Linked DNA regions of Homo sapiens: region 2 is linked to region 1. A link is an interaction called in ENCODE POLR2A ChIA-PET data of the cell type or tissue named here. Cell type or tissue: PC-9. All regions are shown on one strand. Each heading gives the region's core, and the rest is flanking DNA. Links, peaks and the distances in the headings are about the cores only. Region 1 overlaps TBC1D19 (TBC1 domain family member 19). Region 2 overlaps TBC1D19 (TBC1 domain family member 19).

Evidence for each region. Peaks named below come from ENCODE experiments on the same cell type or tissue, not always from the same donor. Only the 100,000 strongest peaks of a DNase experiment are listed, where the experiment ranks them.
Region 2: POLR2A ChIA-PET joins it to region 1 with 6 read pairs; 2 of 35 experiments call an interaction of 5 or more read pairs at or near these places.

The regions. Positions count from the first base shown.
Region 1 is chr4:26,588,342-26,592,745 of GRCh38, forward strand. All of the region lies in intron 1 of TBC1D19 (TBC1 domain family member 19), which reads left to right. Among named protein-coding and RNA genes, the nearest start is that of TBC1D19, 6.5 kb to the left of the region's middle. In PC-9, for the core only: no CTCF peak of the experiment used is centred there; a DNase peak (open chromatin) is centred at 2,490.
Region 2 is chr4:26,753,145-26,757,548 of GRCh38, forward strand. It overlaps TBC1D19 (TBC1 domain family member 19), which reads left to right. Exons shown (of 21, transcript NM_018317.4): 20 at 676-746; 21 at 1,729-3,079. The coding sequence ends at 1,803. Among named protein-coding and RNA genes, the nearest start is that of STIM2-AS1, 110 kb to the right of the region's middle. In PC-9, for the core only: no CTCF peak of the experiment used is centred there; no DNase peak of the experiment used is centred there.

The sequences.
Region 1 (4,404 bases), core at 311-4,310:
AATTAATCTGGCTAGAGATTTATCAATTATATCAATACTTTCAAAGAAGTAGCTCTTGGTTTGATTGTTTTTCTGTTTTCAATCGCTCTGATTTTTTTCCTTTATTATTTTTTTCTGCTTGCTTTGGATTTAATTTGCATTTTTAAAGCTATTTAGGTGAAATTTAAATTTTTGATTTGAGACCTTTATTCTCTTCTAATTAAATGCTCTAAATTTCTTTCTATGTACTGGTTTATCTGTGTCTATAAATTAGGATATAGTCTATTGCCATTTTCACCCAATTAAAATTTAAAAAAATTCTCTTGTGATTTTATGGGTTCTAATAACCCATGGGTTATTTATAAATGTGTTGTTTACCACTATCTTTCTCTGATTGATTTCTAGTTTAATTCTCTTATGGTCAAGAATAAAATATGTATGATTTTAGCTGTTTACTTACTTTTATGATCCAGAATATGTTTTATCTTGTTTGTTTCATATGTACTTGAAAAGCATGCTTATTCTGCTGTTTCTGTTCCATAATTGTCAATTAGGTCTAGTAGGCAATTTTGTTTCAGTATTCTATATCCTTACTGAGTGTAGGGGCTTCAGTCAATATAGACAAGGATCAAGCTGGGTTTGGGTTTTGTTATTGTTGTCATTACCTTCAGTATATCACAGGCTTCAGATTCCTTTGAAACTAGAGGTAGTTAGGAGGCTGAGGTGGGCAAATCACTTAAGGCCAGGAGTTTGAGACCAGCCTCGCCAACATGGTGAAACCCTGTCTCTACTAAAAATACAAAAATTAGCCAGGTGTGGTGGTGCATTCCTGTAATCCCAACTACTCGGGAAGCTGAGGCAGGAGAATTGCTTGAACCCGGGAGGTGGAGGTTGCAGCGAGCCAAGATCGTGCCACTGCCCTTCAACCTAGGGGACAGAGCGAGACTCCATCTCAAAAACACAAACAACAACAACAACAACAACAAAACCCAGTAGTAGACTGCTGTTACTTTGTGCTTGGCATAGATCTTAGGGTACTACAGAGTTTTTCTCATTGTTTCTACTACATCCTTGACTTTCTTCTGTCTCCTTGCCTGTTCCTCAGGGGGAGATCTCTCTTTGTGCTCTTGTCCCCAGCAGAAGTCTGTTGTTTGTTATTCAGTCCTGGGCTCACAGTAGGTGCAGGAGTCATCTGTTTTTCTGACTCAGTCCATGTGCTTTATCCTTGGATGTGGAGCTTTCCCAGCTTTGGCATGTTCCATCCCCTTATCCCTTTGGCAGCCCAGTTCTGCCTTGTGTCTGTGGTATTGAGTGAAAGACCCATACCTGCCCTGCCCTAGTGCTAATTTACCTCTGCTTTGTATTGTTGTAGGATCCTGGGCCCAAGAGAGTTTTCTTATTTTCCTATGAGGTTGAGGGTTTTTGTATCTATCCCACCCCCAAAAGCAGTGAATTACTGCCTTGTCTTCAGAATGGGAGGGTTTCTGAACCTTCCCCAGTGTTTTTAGTCCTTTGCTTCAGATGAGAGGAGAGTTTGGCCAAGGTAGCAGTTTTATGCTTGTCCTGCAGTGGCAGCCTATCTCGTTTTGCACACCTGTGCCACCAGAGTGCTCTTTGTAGATTTCTGCTCTCAGTCTTTTGTATGGGCACCTGGCATAGACCTATGGAAAAGACTATGCAAATGTGTGTGAATTCCCCTTGCATTTTGGGTTCCAAAATTATTCCAAACCGACACACTAGCCTACATCTTGTCTATGATAGTTAACATTTTAGTTCATTTCTTACTGTCTTGTATGGTAGCTTCCTTTTCCTCCTGTGCTCTGCCAAAGGTGAAGTAGTTTAGAATCTCATTTGTCCTTGAAGGAGCTTGTTACTACTTGGAATTTAATTCACTTGGTTGTCTTATAGCTTCAGTTTACTGATGGGTTCAGAATGTATGATTTTTGAATATTGTACTGTTTTTCTTATTTGGCTGGGGGTGACATTCTTTTATAGTGGCTTTCTACAGTGGAGCTAACAGAACTCCAAGAATTAGGGTATAAATATTGCTATAATGTCGTGAGAATGATTGGTATGTAATTTTCCTTCCTTGTAACCATCTTTGTCACGTTTTATATCAAGGTTATGCTGGCCTCATAAAATGAGTAGGGAAGTGCTGCCTCCCTTTTAAAATTTTATTTGCCATAAGAGTGTTATGAGATTTGTTATTTTTTAAATGTTTGGAAGAATTCTTCAATGAAGCCTGTGTCTGCAGTTTTCTATTTGAGAATATTTTTAAATTAATAGACTTTAGATTTACAGAAAAATTGATCAGAAAGTAGTTTCCATTTATCCCTCTCCTTTGCACAATTTTCATCTATTATTAACATCTTGCATTAGTGTGGTACATTTGTTTCAGTTGAACTAATATTGATACGTTATTATTAACTAAAGTTCATGGTTTACATTAAGGTTCACTCTTTGTCTTGCAGGTCTGTTTTTTTTTTTTTTTTTTTTTTTTTTTTTTTGTGAGTCAGTGTCTTGCTATGTTTGTCTCGCTAGGCTGGTCTCAAGCTCCTGGGCTCAAGGGATCCTCCTGACTCAGTCTCCTAAGTAGCTGGAATTCCAGGTGTTCACCCATGTACATGGCTACTGTGGGTTTTGACAAATACATGGTGTCCTGTATTTATGTATTCACAATTCCAGTATCATACAGAATAGTTTCAGTATTCTAAAAATCCCCTGTGGCTTACCTGCTCATTCCTCCCTTCCCCCTGAGACTCCGGCAACCACTTTTTACTGTCTCTATAGTTTTGCTTTTAAGAATGTCATATAGTTGGAATTATGTGGTATGTAGTTATTTTACTGGTGTCTTTCACTTAGCAATATTCATTTAATGTTCCTCTCTGTCTTTTTGTGGCTTGATAGCTGATTTTTTTTTCTGTTTAGTAATATTTTATTGTATAGATGTACCACAGTTTGTTTATGCATTCACCTGTTGATAGACATCTTGGTTGCATACAAATTTTAGCACTTATGAATAAAACTGCTATAGGGAGCTGAGATCGCACCACTGTGGAACAGGAATTAAAAAAAATTAAAGAATGTGTAAGCAGAAACTCAGTTATATGTAAGAAACCCAATTCCCCTTGAGAAAGAGAAAGAGCTGGAGTCCTTTAAAAATTAACTGCCTGAACTGAAGGAAACAGAGACACAAAAAAACCCTTCAAAAAATCAATGAATCCAGGAACTGGTTTTTTGAAAAGAACAACAAAATTGATAGACCACTAGCAAGGCTAATAAAGAAGAAAAGAGAGAAGAATCAAATAGACACAATAAAAAATGATAAAGGGGATATCACCACTGATCCCACAGAAATACAAACTACCATCAGAGAATACTATAAACACATCTACGCAAATAAACTAGAAAATCTGGAAGAAATGGATAAATTCCTCGACACATACACTCTCCCAAGACTAAACCAAGAAGAAGTTGAATCTCTGAATAGGCCAATAACAGGCTCTGAAATTGAGGCAATAATAAATAGCTTACCAACCAAAAATAGTCCAGGACCAGACGGATTCACAGCCAGATTCTACCAGAGGTACAAGGAGGAGCTGGTACCATTCCTTCTGAAACTATTCCAATCAATAGAAAAAGAGGGAATCCTCCCTAACTCATTTTATGAGGCCAGCATCATCCTGATACCAAAGCCTGGCAGAGACACAACAAAAAAAGAGAATTTTAGACCAATATCCCTGATGAACATCAATGCAAAAATCCTCAATAAAATACTGGCAAACCGAATCCAGCAGCACATCAAAAAGCTTATCCACCATGATAAGTGGGCTTCATCCCTGGGATGCAAGGCTGGTTCAACATATGCAAATCAATAATTGTAATCCAGCATATAAACAGAATCAATGACAAAAACCACATGATTATCTTAATAGATGCAGAAAAGGCCTTTGACAAAATTCAACAGCCCTTCATGCTAAAAACTCTCAATAAATTAGGTATTGATGGGACATATCTCAAAAATAATAAGAGCTGTTTACGACAAACCCACAGCCAATATCATACTGAATGGGCAAAAACTGGAAGCATTCCCTTTGAAAACTGGCACAAGACAGGATGCCCTCTCTCACCACTCCTATTCAACATAGTGTTGGAAGTTCTGGCCAGGGCAATCAGGCAGGTTAAAGAAATAAAGGGTATTCAATTAGGAAAAGAGGAAATCAAATTGTCCCTGTTTGCAGATGACATGATTGTATATCTAGAAAACCCCATCGTCTCAGCCCAAAATCTCCTTAAGCTGATAAGCAACTTCAGCAAAGTCTCAGGATACAAAATCAATGTACAAAAATCACAAGCATTCTTATACACCAATAACAGACAAACAGAGAGCCAAATCATGAGTGAACTCCCATTCACAATTGCTTC
Region 2 (4,404 bases), core at 228-4,227, 160 kb after region 1:
TATAAAAATATAACAAAAAATTATAAAAATATTTTTTAAGAAAAGGCTTTAAAGCCATGTTTCTATCAGGACACCTCCTTGTTACATATGAAACATAATCTGTTTAAAAATTCAGCCTCTGTATAACGTTTCAGAAGTCTGTCTACTATATTAGTAAGAAATACCTGCACCAAAATAAACCTTAATCAGTAAGACAGTCATTAGGCCAGGCGTAGTGGCTCACCCATGTAATCCCAGCACTTTGGGAGGGTGAGGCAGGACAATCACTTGAGCACAGGAATTCAAGACCAGCCTAGGCAACATAGTAAGACACCATCTCTACCAAAAAACAAAAACAAAAACAAAAAAAACTCATTAGATCTTCATGCCATTTTAAAGTGGTTTAAGTTGTAGGTCTGAAAGAAATAACTTATAAAATGGCTTTTTTTTAAGAACACTGAATTTTCCTTTTTCTCAAAACTGTGGTATTCAGTTTGTCTGGCCATCAGGCACTGTCCTCTAGAGCAGACAATTTCCATTCATCACAAGACCTTAATTCAGAATGCGGGGGTGTGGTCCGTTGTGTAAAGCACTAGTTCTGAGTTTCCGTGCAGTGGATTTTGGGCATAGCATAGCAGTAACCGTGCCGGGCTGATGAGTAGGCCAGCAGTTGAAGTAGTGTGCATTCTTTTCCAGTGCTGGCAGCTGCCGTGTTTGCTTTCCGAGCAGTGAACCTGATGGAGGTGACATCACTGGCTGCAGCTGAAGTAAGGATAAGTTTCACTCAGATGGGATGGAAATAGTTTCTGAGAGATTGCCAGGCTGTCATTTTAGTGTCTGTTGCATAGGACACGCGTTACTTGTAGCCAGGTTTTTTAACTCGGGTAAAACCTGTTAAGTTCTGAGCTAATAATACTTAAGGATTCAAATTTCTTTAATTACTTGAGAAAAGTCTTCTTATGAAGGAGTAATAAACAAGATTATTATAGGAAACCATTATAACCATATGGGAAACCAGATACCTGGTAATTTTAATGGAAACAATTGGGGTTTATGTTGCATTTTTTTATCGTTCATGTCCATGCATTATTTTCACAGAAGAAAAACCACTTGAGAGAATTAAAGAGCATGTATTTGGATGATATAGTGAAGATACATGGGCTTTTTTGGTTATTTTAAATTGTGAGTTAATTATTTAAAGCTGATTTCTTTTCAGTGGTATAATTTATACCTGAAATATGGTTCAATTAAATAGTGTTTACTGTATTATTCTATTTGTTATCTTTCACAGAAATATAAATTTTTCCTTAAAATAGCTGCCTGCATTTTTGTTTAAAGGGAAGAGGATGTTTATGCATCTTGTAACTGAATAAACATTAGTTCCATCTCAAAATGATTTCCTGCAGTCAGTTACTACTTACACTAGAATAACAGGACTAGGATTCATAATGTATGCTTATTTATAGAAGCAAGTTGAAATGTTAAACCTGTTATAAACTCATGCTACCTTGTATATTTGAAGAAGACTGAGGCTAACATCCAGGTTATTTTCTACAGCACATTTCAGCATTTTGCACATGTACTAACATTAAGATATTCTGAAAAGAGAAGGAAAGTTGTAGCTTTAGTATTAAGATTTAGGACAAATCCAAAGAAGGAGCTTAGTGTCAAAATTACATTGTAATTATGTTTACCTTATTTCATAGACTTCGCTTTGCTATTAATAATTCTTTTTATTTTTTGTTTCAGGCAGTTCTTGCTGACCTTTCTACTTTAAAAGTTATGCCTCTTCTTCAGATTTTTCTGTTTGCTACTGTCACCTGATCTTCTTCACAGTCACTGGCAACACATCTAGTTTTTCATTAGAAACAAATCATGAACTATGCAAACTCTGCATAAAACCAAAATGAAACTTTGCATATAAGCCAATAAAGATCATGTTCCCTCTTCAGTTAAACCTAAGTAGTTTCTCACTTTTTGAAACAATAACTCTGCACCAAATATTGCATCGCATGCTGCTGATTTTCAAGAGAGAAGCAATAAACACAACTTCTGCTAAATTGAGCATTATATATATAATATTATAATATATATATAATCCTGACTTGTCAATGGCATGTAATAATATATGCAATAAGAACTAAAGATACTGTAATAAACTTCAAGAGGTAATGTAGCTTCTTGGATAATTCTTTTATGTCAGTTTATAAATTTATCTCTAGATAATGTATTGTTTTGTCTCATAAATTGCTCCTCACTAAGAGCCAGGGGTGGGGTAGGGTGTGAGAACACTTGAAAAAGATAATGTTTTTAAGTAGGAATTCAAAAGTTGCTTAAATGGTGTTTTAAGCAACTTTTTACACCCCAGGGATTTTCTACATTTCTCTCCATTTTATTTCTCTCTTTAAACATCTCTACTGGGGAAGGTCGAATACAATTGTCTCCATTTGACAATATTTTATGCTTGACTCTCTGAAAGTCAGAAAATTATAGGTGATCCCTTTTCACTTCTCAACCTTCCTTCTCTTGCTTAGAAGACTTGACATTGCCGATGCTTGTTGCCAGCTTCTGTTACTTTGTAACTATACAAGGAAGACACCCAAGAGAATGAGGAGTCAAAACCCCATTCACTTTTGCTGAAGCTTGGTTTAACAAGATTTACTTCTAGGGCAGAGCAGCTGAGAGAGATTAAAAGTAGGTAGTAGGCATTCATTCTAAACTGCAGACATTATGCAAGGCATCAGCCTTATTTTGGGCTTTATTATAAGTGAAGGGTCTTATTTTGTATTACTTCCTAAAGACCTACCATTTCTGTAATATGGAATAATAGTATGTGGGGTAAAAAGTCCAAAAACTATTGTCCTTTGATTTTAGTTTCAAATTTAAGATGCTGATCACTTCACTAAAACTGTAAATCAGTAGATTGATACGCTTATTGATTGCCTAGAATTTTATTCAGTTTTACCCAAATGTATTTTATGAGTCTTTTATTTTGGCAGTATGTATTAGGAAAAATGCTTGTTGATTTACTAAGAGCTGAATAATAATTTATTCCATGATTGATTCTTAATAAACCCCATTTTATTGCTTTTGAAGGTGATGCAGTTATAATCCTATGCTTTGTCATTCTTTGTTTGCAAATGCACATTAATTGACAGGACAAGCACACACCCATGACTATTATCTACTCTGAGAAAATGGCTAAATATTAGGAAGAGAGTGAGTTTTAAATGATCTCGTTCACATGCATACAGATATGCCCATCTTTGGCTTTTTTCTTTAGGAGAATATGCATTAGCTTTTTTAAAAGAGGCAACGTAATAGTCTAGTACACTAGATTGGAGAATTCTGGTCCTCAGATGGGGGAATTTTGGTCCTCCTGTAAATCCCTAGATAATGTAAGCTTTCTTATCTGTAACTGGGGTTGAGGGACTGGCAACAAATGGTAGGAACTTATTGTATCTTCTCCATTTACCTTGCAGGTAGGTAAGGACCTGTAGGACCAAATGAGAAAATACTATATTTGAAAGTAATTTTTTAAACTGCAAAGCACCAAGCAAATGAAGGATATTGTTGGTACTTAGTTTGTATGTGACATTTTAAGGTCAAGTGGTAGAAGATGATATATGAAGAATGCACAACTTCATTAGCATTTCTATCATTTAACCTGATAGTTTAAGACTATGTCTGTAAAGATGAATGGACCATGCCATAGCAGATCCTTTCATTTGAAACAGGTGGCTCTAGGCAGTAGATCTGAATCTGAATCCCAAAGCCAGACCTGGTTGACAACCACCCACTTTGCTGCTTCCGCAGACCCCTCTCTGCCAAGCTGTGCTCTTGGCTGCTTGTTAAAACACTGCACTGAGGGTCATCGGGCTGCCTTACCCATGCTATTTTTTTTTTTTTTGACGCAGTCTGGCTCTGTCACCCAGGCTGGAGTGCAGTGATGCGATCTCAGCTCACTGCAACCTCCACCTCCTGGGTTCAAGTGATTCTCCTGCCTCAGCCTCCCAAATAGCTGGGACTACAGGCATGCGCCATAACACCTGGCTAAGTTTTTGTATTTTTAGTAGAGACAGGTTTTCACTACGTTGGCCAACCAGGTCTCAAACTCCTGACCTCAAGTGATCCACCCGCCTCAGCCTTCCAAAGTGCTGGGATTACAGGCGTGAGTGACCACACCGGACCTGTCCGCTCCATCTTTAACCACGCCTCCTTAGGCTCCTTCATTTGGCTTTCTTCCTCTTGCATCCTCCTGTGCCATCTCCTTCCAACCCCTGACACCCCCTTCACATCTGCTCTGCCAGTGATTACAAAGATTGGAGTAAACAGTGATACATTGGCATTGATGTAGCCTAATAGGCAAATTGTATTTGGTTCTTCAGGGTGTCATTTCACCCACTAATGTGATATGTTATGACT